2 separate regions of the Homo sapiens genome follow, and region 2 is linked to region 1. Evidence: chromatin loops called from intact Hi-C (ENCODE). Cell type or tissue: thyroid gland. All regions are shown on one strand. Each heading gives the region's core, and the rest is flanking DNA. Links, peaks and the distances in the headings are about the cores only. Region 1 overlaps FAM76A (family with sequence similarity 76 member A). Region 2 overlaps STX12 (syntaxin 12).

Region 1 (5,381 bases), core at 128-5,127:
GAAAGCATAGCACAGTAGAAAGAACAGTAGAGTCAGAAAGACTTCCAGTCCCTTGTTCCGCCATTTACTAGCTGTGTGGTTTGGACATATTAACCTCTTCGGGTCTGTTTCCTCATCTGTAAAATGAGGTAGAAATTAGATGAATGCAAGTAAGGAATTTACATCAATGTCTTAGCTATTCAGAATGAATCACAGCATTCTGAACTTGGCAGAAAACAACATAAAGAGCCAGGGGAGATCAGAAACCCCTAAGAAGAAAAATACTGGAGGCATTCTTCATCTATGAAATGATTGTAACAATTCCCACCTCAAAGGCTTTTTTTTTTTTTTGAGATGGAGTCTTGCTCTGTAGCCCAGGCTGGAGTGCAGTGGCACGATCTTGGCTCACAGCAAGCTCCGCCTCACCGGTTCACGCCATTCTCCTGCCTCAGCCTCCCGAGTAGCTGGGACTACAGGCGCCCACCACCACGCCCAGCTAATTTTTTTGTATTTTTAGTAGAGACAGGGTTTCACCGTGTTAGCCAGGATGGTCTTGATCTCCTGCCCTCGTGATCCACCCGCCTTGGCCTCCCAAAATGGTGGGATTACAGGCATGAGCCACCAAGCCCGGCCTCAAAGGCTTTTTATAAGAATAAATGGGCCAGGCATGGTAGCTCATGCCTGTAATCCCAGCACTTTGGGAGGCCGAGGTGGGCGGGTCACTTGAGGTCAGGAGTTCAAGACCAGCCCGGCCAACATGGTGAGACCCCCATCTCTATGAAAAATACAAAAATTAGCTGGCTGTGGTGCCACATGCCTGTAATCCGAGCTACTCGGGAGGCTGAGGCAGGAGAATCACTTGAACCCAGGGAGGCAGAGGTTGCAGTGAGCAGAGATTGCACCACTGCACTCCAGCTTGGGTGACAGAGCAAGACCCTGTCTCAATCAAAAACAAAAACAAAAATCAGCCAGGTGTGGTGGTGCACGCCTGTAGTCCCAGCTAGCTATTCAGGAGGCTGAGGCACAAGAATCACTTAAACCCAGGAGTCAGAGGTTGCAGTGAACTATTGCACCACTGCACTCCAGCCTGGGTGACAGAGCAAGACTCTGTCTCAAAAAAAAAAAAAAAAAAAAAAAAAGAATAAATGAGTTAATACATATAAAGCACTTAAAACAGAGCTAGGCACGAAGTTAGCATCCAATAAAAGTTAGCTATTATTATTATAATATTAAGGCAAAATGAGATATTCTTTTTTGTTTGTTTTTGGAGACAGGGTCTGGCTCTGTCACCCACAGGCTGGAGTGCAGTGGTATGATCACTGCTCACCACAGCCTTGACCTCCCAGGCTAAGGTGATCCTCCCACCTTAGCCTCCCAAGTAGCTGGGACCATAGGTGCACACCATCAAGCCCTGCTAATTTTTGTATTTTTTGCAGAGATGAGGTTTCACCAATGGCCCAGGCTGGTCTTGAATTCCTGGGCTCAAGCAATCTGCCTGCTTCAGCCTCCCAAAGTGTTGGGATTACAGGTGTGAGCCAGTGTGCCCAGCCTAAAAATGAGATACTATTTAGAAAACCTGAAAACAAGATAACAGACATGAATCAGAGTAAGAATGTAAAAATGGAAGACAACTTCAGACCATAATAAGACTGGTCTTATTCTGAAGATATTAATGTGAAGATATTAGAAATATAAGATAGAAGATATTCTGATGTGAAAATAAAATATTAACACTGAGGCCGGGCACAGTGGCTCACACCTGTAATCCCAACACTTTGGGAAGATGAGGCAGGCAGATCACTTCAGATGAGGAGTTCGAGACCAGCCTGTCCAACATGGCGAAACCCCATCTCTACTGAAAATAGAAAAATTAGCCAGGCATGGTGGCAGGCACCTGTAATCCCAGCTACTTGAGAGGTTGAGGTAGGAGAATCGCTTGAACTCAGGAGGCAGAGGTTGCAGTGAGCCTGGGCGACAGAGACTCTGTCTCAAAAAACAAAAAAAGAAAAAAAAGAGTATTAATACTGAAGATAAACTAAGATATTAAAATATTAACATATTAAAGATGGGTCACTTAGTAAGAGTTGTCAGCAGTGGAAGCACAGTGACATAAGAGTCATGGCAGAAGGCCCACATGAACGCTGTTCAGGGAAGAGGAAGAAATGTCCCATGAACTTTGAGTATTATTGTCCCACAGACATGGCCATCCCCATGAGAAGAGAAAGAGACATTAGGTTCTTTTAGCCGGACAGCACTGAACATTCCAGTTACATAACTACCTCCTCGTGTCCCAACTCTATGCTTATTCAGCACCTTCTGATTACAGCCTCTCCAGGTAGCTCATGCCAAGAACTGTGTACTGTTTGTTACATGCTCCGCTGTGAACTGAGATGTGAACACTGGTTTTTTTATACATTGTCTCTGTAAGCTCAGTTAACAAATGTCCTCTCTGAGGCCAGGGGCAATGGCTCACATTTGTAATCCTAGCACTTTGGGAGGCTAAAATGGAAGGATCACTTAAGACCAGGAGTTCAAGACCAGTCTGGGCAACATAATAAGACCATGTCTCTACAAAAAATTTTAAAAATTGGCCGGGTACAGTGGCACATGCCTGTAGTCCAAGCTACTAAGTGGGCTGAGATGGGAGGATTGCCTGAGACTGGAAGTTAGAGGCTGCAGTAGCCATGATTGTGCCACTGCACTCCAGCCAGGGTGACACAGCTGAGACCCTGTCTCAAAAACAAAACAAAAAACAAAATGTCCTCTTTGAGAAGTGGAAGCTGCAAGTGCTGAGAAAAATCAGTTTTTTGAGCCCAACTGACTGGAGTAATGCCATCCCAAAAGTCATCTTGGCAGACAGCCAGCCTCTCCCCAGGATATCCCAACCTTGACATAGGCTCTCAACAAACATCAGTTAAAAAGGGTTATTATCATGTCCCATACCACATATCTCACCCTCGCATCATTCTGGTCAGAGAGGAATTAACTAAACCATACCTTCTTCTCTTTCTCTAAAATCATTTGATCCTTTTGATGCAACATCTTCTTCAGGGTAGCCACTTCTTCCTTCAGTTGGGCAATGATGACAAAGTGGTCAGTGCCTGGTGAGTCCAGAGCCAGGTCTGGGGAGAAGCTAAATTTAAAAATCAGGGGAAAATATTTTAACTTGGATGGATAAACTTTTCTCTACCTGAGGATGCATCCTAGACCACTTGTCTGCAAGCTCCTAAAGGGCAGGAATCCTAGCATCAAGCACATTGCACCACACATGCTGGGCTCAACGGCACTTGCTGAGCTGAACTGCAGAGGTAAGGTGGCCATCAGATAACTCTACGAACCAAAGCCACAACCTGGCAGCATCCCTGCAGCATCTTCTCTCACATTTAGGACGGAAATAAATGCCACATCCCAAGAGCTAAGGATACTGTTTCAGGTTCCTTAAAGATCCCCAGTGATGTACTAGAAAAACCATCCTAATTTTTGTGATTAGATAAATTCCTTAGAATTCCAGATAAATTATAAACTGTGAGCTCATGCATTTTTCTTTAATGCTTCCCTCAGAGCTCATCTTTCAGGTCCTTGTCTTCTGTCCCAAAGCACCGCAATGCAGTCAGTGTATCTGCCGAGAAGCTGCTGGATTCCCACCCAGGAGCAGTCAGTTCTTTTTCAAAAAAGATGAAACAGGAATGAAGCCAGCTTCCCCTACACTACAAATGGCCTGCAGATTGTCATTTCCAATATCAGGAATTCTGTAACATTGCTTTAGTAACGGAACAAAGAGGTGGCAAACTCCAGAGTCACACAACAACTTGGGCTTTTAACAGATTCCTCCCAATAACAGCATTAGAGCACTCTATTTTGTCAAAGTGCCAGATGGACTCCATGTCCTTTTAGCAGAGCCTCTTAAGAAGGGGCAGTTTTAGGCCGGGCGCGGTGGCTCACGCCTATAATCCCAGCACTTTGGGAGGCCAAGGCAGGCGGATCACCTGAGGTCAGGAGTTCAAGACCAGCCTGACCAACATGGAGAAACCTCATCTCTACTAAAAATAAAAAATTAGCTGGCCGTGGTGGTGCATGCCTGTAATCCCAGCTACTTGGGAGGCTGAGACAGGACAATTGCTTGAACCTGGGAGGCGGAGGTTGCAGTGAGCCAAGATTGCGCCATTGCACTCCAGCCTGGGCAACAAGAGCGAAACTCCGTCTCAAAAAAAAAAAAAAAAAAAAAAAAGAAGGGATAGTTTCAGGAAATCTGCAAAACCCCAAAATTATATGTACAATCTTGTCTACACATATAATGGGTGGTTTTTAGAGTGAGGATCCATAGCTTTCAATGGCCAGTCAGAAGTGCCTCAGACTCAAAGCAAGTTAAGGAATCACTGCCAAGAGGGTCAAATCCTGTTCTCTAGAGAGTTCTCAAAGAACGCTCTTTACTTTTCCCAGGACAATCTTTAAAGTAAAACACAAACCTGTTTTTCCTAAGCAGACACTGGAATACTCATTCTCAACTCCCTATATATAGTAACGACTCACTGTTCTTATATCCTAAACCACATCTAATAGCCAACATTTCTCTACACAGGAAGAAACTCCAAATAGCAAGCCTAACCAGTGGACAAACTACCTCACAGTTACCAAGTCAAACATTTCTATGGCTAGGACTGGAAGACATAAATAATCGACAAGAATATTCCTACCCTCCTCTCAGTTTACATGAAGCATATGAGAAGACTGTCAGAGGAAGAATGAATCAATGCTCTCATAACTAATGAATGGATGGAATTACTGCATAACAAAAATAAATGCAAAATCATAAAACAAGGTGTGCAGGAGAAAGTACTGAAAGGACCTATTACAGTCTCCACTAGTTTCAGATCTGGAAGCACCCTTAGAGCTGCAGTCTCACATCTGTTTCAATACCTGCTAAGGACCTGTCTTTCTTCAACTGAATAGAGTCTATTTAAACCCATAACTAGAGTAATGAGCTAATGTAAGTAACTTTTTGTTGTCCCCAAACCTCTTAATGCCCTACCCTTCCTGCTTCTTGTGAGAGGATTCCCCCCATACCAATAAATAGTTGACAACACCCATCCTTTCTATCCTGTGTTAGGGACTGACCTCACTAACTCTCTCTTTTCTCTTTTTTTCTTTTTGAGACAGAGTTTCACTCTTGTTGCCTAGGCTGGAGTGCAATGGCATGATCTCGGCTCACCACAACCTCCAGCTCACCACAACCTCTGCCTCCTGGGTTCAAGTGATTCTCCCGCCTTAGCCTCTCAAGTAGCTGGGATTACAGGCGTGCGCCACCATGCCTGGCTAATTTTTGTGTTTTTAGTAGAGACGGGGTTTCTCCATGTTGGTCAGGCTGGTCTCGAACTCCCGACCTCAGGTGATCCACCCACCTT
Region 2 (5,381 bases), core at 280-5,279, 62 kb before region 1:
ACTAACATGTAGAAGGATTTCACTTTACAGGAACAGTTCCAGAATGATTATCCTTATTTATTCATATATAAATAGCAGTCGAAGTTGATTCTATGTCCATCCTCTATGGCAACACTCAACATAAAGAATCTATGAAGTCTTCTACTTTAACTGTACTTCTTACTATCCTAATTGAAATACATTCAGCTGTTCGGGATATAAAACAGCCTCATAGCAGATTTAGGTATCATATTAGTGTATAGGGTTAGCTTTGCAGTTACTAGCCTTCTGATAAGTTTATTCAAGGTGTGATTATTTTTTGTAGATCTATCTGCAAAGGAAAATAATAAAAATGGAACTGGGACTGCAATTATGACTACTTTCCTTTAGCTTAAACCTAAGCAAAGGCTGTAGCTGTTCTCAATATGTCAATGTACTCTGATGGCCTAAAAAGTCTGCAACACAGAGTGACTTTCTTTGGTACCCGCTTTTACCTGATAGTAAGCAGCTCGCTGTAACTGTTCAGTGGCTCTTTCGACGTGCACCTCTGAGCTTTCCACATTGGCTTCTATGCTATCTGCAAAAGGAAGGACAGAGGATGTTTTAACACACTCAGATGTTTTAAGACTGCAAATTGAACAGATTTCTGATGTTACATGTCCTGGTTTCACTACCACTATCCAAACTATCCAGCCATGAAATCGAGTTACTACCTTGGTAAGAGACTAGCCTTTTCTTTGGAGAAAAAACAATGAATTTTTGGGGGCTATGAAGTATTTAACTTACCCATAAATGATTCATAAAAAATTATGTAGATACACATAGAGAAAGAGAGAAAGAATACATAATAAAGCAAATGGGGTAGAATGTTAACAAGAGGTAAATCTGGGTAAAGGGTATAAAGAAGGTCCTTATAATATTTTTATTTTTGCTACCTTTTTTTTTTTTTTTTTTTTAAGAGACGGGATCTCACTCTGTCACCTAGACTGGAGTGCAGTGGTACAATAATAGTTCACCGTAGCCTCCAACTCCTGGGTTCAAGTGATCTTCCCACCTCAGCCTCCTGAGTAGCTAGGACTACAGGTGCATGTTACTATGCCTGGCTAATTTTTTGGTAAAGACAGGGTCTTACTATGTTGCCTAGGCTAGTCTTGAACTCCTGGCTTCAAGTGATCCTCCCACCTCAGCCTCCCAAAGTGCTGGGATTACAAGCGTGAGCAACCATGCCCAGCCTATTTTTGCAACTTTTAATAAACTCGAAATTATTTCCACATAGAAAGCTTTAAAAAAAAGAGTTACTGGCCAGGCGTGGTGGCTCACGCCTGTAATCCCACCACCTGGGAGGCCAAGGCGGGCAGATCACCTGAGGTCGAGAGTTCAAGACCAGCCTGACCAACATGGAGAAACCCCGTCTCTACTAAAACTACAAAATTAGCGGGCGTGGTGGCACATGCTTGTAATCCCAGCTACTCGGGAGGCTGAGGCAGCAGAATTGTTTGAACCCAGGAGGCGGAGGTTGTGGTGAGCCAAGATCGCACCATCGCACTCCAGCCTGGGCAACAACAGCAAAACTCCGTCTCAAAAAAAAAAAAAGGGTTACTAACCCCATAATTTTGCAAGTTTGTTGAGATAAAAGCTGGGAAGCTGAGAGCTATTTCTCTAAACAAAGATGTACAAAGAAGTCAATGGGACTGAGTATTCATGAGGCCTCATTTAACTTCTACATTTGATAACATAAAAAAATTGCTACGAAAAATAAATTTGGTAATTTTTAAAACGGCATTCCTAAACATACTTTAACTCTATAGCTGATATGACTAACTCCATTTTTTTTTTTTTTTTAATTGAGACGAAGTCTCATTCTGTCACCCAGGCTGGAATACAGTGGCGCAATCTCGGCTCACTGCAACCTCCACCTCCTGGGTTCAAGGGATTCTCCTGCCTCAGCCTCCCGAGTAGCTGGGACTACAGGTGCATGCCACCAGGCGTAGCTAATTTTTTGTATTTTTAGTAGAGACGGGTTTCACCGTGTGAGCCAGGATGGTCTCCATCTCCTGACCTCATGATCTGCCCGCTTGGGCTTCCCAAAGTGCTGGGATTACAGGCCTGAGCCACCACGCCTAGCCTAACTCCTTTTTCTTTCTTTCTTTCTTTTTTAAGAGACAAATTCTCATTATGTTGCCCAGGTTGGCTTCAAACTCCTAGATGGTGCTTCAGCCTCAGCCTTCTGAGTAGCTGGGATTACAGATGCATGCCAAATACTATCAACTCACCTTGAGGTTAAAGGTATCAATAATACATACCAATCAGATCACCCTGGTCATGGATCATCATGGCCAAATCTTTAAATATCTGATTGACATCCAAAATGTCAGCCTAAGGAAGACAAAAAACAATTAACTAACATTAAGCAACATGTTAGAAGATTTGTTTCCCTCACGTACCTAAAGTTTTAGCTATTAACACGTGTGTTTTTAAGGCTCTACAAAGCATGCTTTCTCCATAAACAGAAAATAATCTATTGCTGCCTACCCAATATTGTAAAACAGAAGGCACATAAACTCACTCTTCAAGCAACATTAATGGGACATGCTACATGAGAACCAGTAAGAGCGCCCAAGTCCAAACAGTACAGCAGAAGGCTGGAGTGCTGATATAGACAAATTCTTGGTGTGATAGCCCTATGTGGAGACTGCTAGGCCTTGTGACAAAAGCCTGTTGAGTGCCTCCCGATGACAACCACTGGGACTTTGGACTACAGAATTTAAATGTTTATACAAGATCATGCTATCTGAGGAATGCAAGGAGGAGCTACAAGTAAGGAGCCTCTTTTCCCCTGGGATTGACTCTGGAACTGTGTGAGGAGTTGCTGGATTCTGTCATCACTGGACAATGCCCTATGGTAACTCCCAACTGACTGACAAAAAGCTGATGGTCTGTGGATAGCAGTTCCAAAGTGAATGGACTACAACCTATTTACTGCTCTGATCAAAGAAGGTAAACACAAATCAGCTCAGTGGGCTGAACTGCAGCTTGTTTTCCTAACAGCAGTGGAAGAATTTAACATTGGCAAAATCCCCTATATTTGGGTCTTTCTCCCTCCCTCCCTCCTTCTCTCCCTCCCTTTCTTTTTTCTTCCTTTTCTTTCCTTCCTTCTTTCCTTCCTTCCTTCCTCCCTCCCTCTCTTTCCTTCCTTCTCTCTCTCTCCCTTCCCTTTCCTTTCCTTCCTCCCTCCCCTTCCTTCCTTTTTTCCCTCCCTCCCTTCCTTCTTTCTCCTCTCTCTTTCCTTCCTTTCTCTTTCTTTTTTTTTTGAGACAGAGTCTTGCTCTGTCACCCAGGCTGGAGTGCAGTGGCACAATCTCGTCTCACTGCAACCTCCACCTCCCGGATTCAAGCAATTCACCTGCCTCAGCCTCCTGAGTAGCTGGGATTACAGGCCCATGCCACCACGCCCGGATAATTTTTTATTTTTAGTAGAGACGGGGTTTCACCATGTTGGCCAGGCTGGTCTTGAACTCCTGACATCGTGATCCACTGCCTTGGCCTCCCAAAGTGCTGGGATTACAGGCATGAGTCACTGTGCCTGGCCTCCCTCCCTCCCTCCCTTCTCTCTCTATCCCTCCCTCCCTCCCTTCCTTCCTGATCCGCCTGCCTCGGCCTCCCAAAATGCTGGGATTACAGGCATGATCCACCGCGCCCAGCCTCCGTCCCTTCTTTCTTTTTATTTATTTTTATTTATTACTTGTTTTTTTTGAGACAGAGTCTTGCTCTGTCATCCAGGCTGGAGTGCAGTGGCACAATCTCAACTCCCTGCAACCTCCATCCCCTGGGTTTGAGTGATTCTCCTGCCTCATCCTCCCCAGTAGATGGGATTACAGTCGTGCACCACCACGCCCGGCTATTTTTTTTTTCTGAGGTAGAGTTTCACTCTTGTTGCTAGGCTGGAGTGCAATGGTGCAATCTCGGCTCACTGCAACTTCCGCCTCCTGGGTTCAAGCAATTCTCCTGCCTCAGCCTCCCAGGTACCTGGGATTACAGGATGTACCACCATGCCTGGCTAATTCTTTATATTTAGTAGAGATGGGGTTTCACCATGTTGGTCAGGCTGGTCTCGAACTCCTGACCTCAGGTGATCCACCCACTTTGGCCTCCCAAAGTGCTGGGATTACAGGCGTGAGCTTGTACTGTGCCCGGCCCTAATTTTTGTATTTTTAGTAGAGACAGAGTTTCACCACATTGGCCAGGCTGGTCTCGAATTCCTGACCTCAACTGATCCGCCTGCCTCGGCCTCCCAAAGTGCTGGGATTACAGGTGTGAACCACCACGTCTGGCCTATATTTGAGTTTTTCTGACTCATGATCAGGCAGAAGAAAGACAATGGAAACCTGTCTTATTAAAGGGGTGCTCATATGGGGCATGACCCTATGGAAATTTGAGGGCAATTCCCTTCCAGGTTTGAAGGGTTATTGGAATCATAACCTGGCAAGCATTTCAATCACTTGCTAAGAGTCTACTATAGTGGACTATCTGCTAAAGCAAGTCTTGTCAGCATTTCAATCACTTGCTAAGAGTCTACCATAGTTGGGGTAGTCTGCTAGTTGCTGTGAATACAGCTAACTGGGGTGGACGTGGGGAATAAGTGCACAATAAAATAAATAAGAAGGAAGAGTACTATATAGGAAATGGCTGAATTAATGGTATAGAAAGGTGTGGAGAAAAGGAAGACTCTGCAGAAGAGGTAAGACATGAGTTGTGCCTTAAAGCAAAGGAGAGGTCATATGAACAGAAAGGCAACTCAGTTAAAGAGCAAATAACCTAGCTTTGCCATAACATAGAATGTGTATGTCAGAGTTTGGAAATTACTAGATACGAAAATTGAACCTAGGCTAAGGAATTTGGACTTTCCTCTGTTGAATATGAAATGATCCATTATACCCTGGCATCCATTACATTTCTTTCCTTAGCTCCATATGTCTCACTCCACTTTGCTATAACGGTACATTCGTCCCTTGGTATCCGTGGGGGATTGGTTCCAGGACTCCCTCCCTCTAAGTCACTGATATAAAATGGCATAGTATTTGCATATAACTTGTGCCCATTCTCTCCTATATTCTAAATCATCTCTATATTACTTATATAATGTTACATTACTATTTTATACTACATTACTATTTTACATAGCACTTACATTGTATTAGTAATGTACTGAACTAATACAATGTGTTATATAAAATACTGTTACACTGTATTGGTTTTTACATTTGTATTATTTTTTATTGTTGTATTATTTTTTAGTTTTTTTTAAATATTTTCACTCCACGGTTGCTTGAGTCTGAGGATGTGAAACCTAAATATATCGAGGGCCAACTGTATTTTTTTTTTTTTTTTTGAGACAGAGTCTC

Evidence for each region. Peaks named below come from ENCODE experiments on the same cell type or tissue, not always from the same donor. Only the 100,000 strongest peaks of a DNase experiment are listed, where the experiment ranks them.
Region 2: a loop joins it to region 1, with 1.9 times the contacts of the local background. A loop is called at or near these places in 1 of 110 quality-filtered maps.

What each region holds. Positions count from the first base shown.
Region 1 is chr1:27,752,926-27,758,306 of GRCh38, reverse strand. FAM76A (family with sequence similarity 76 member A) reads right to left here. Exons shown (of 9, transcript NM_152660.3): 7 at 2,977-3,112. Among named protein-coding and RNA genes, the nearest start is that of STX12, 18 kb to the left of the region's middle. In thyroid gland, for the core only: no CTCF peak of the experiment used is centred there; DNase peaks (open chromatin) are centred at 2,306 and 2,826; H3K27ac peaks cover 1,274 bases.
Region 2 is chr1:27,814,825-27,820,205 of GRCh38, reverse strand. STX12 (syntaxin 12) reads right to left here. Exons shown (of 9, transcript NM_177424.3): 7 at 2,283-2,355; 8 at 474-556. Among named protein-coding and RNA genes, the nearest start is that of PPP1R8, 13 kb to the left of the region's middle. In thyroid gland, for the core only: no CTCF peak of the experiment used is centred there; a DNase peak (open chromatin) is centred at 2,685; H3K27ac peaks cover 3,269 bases.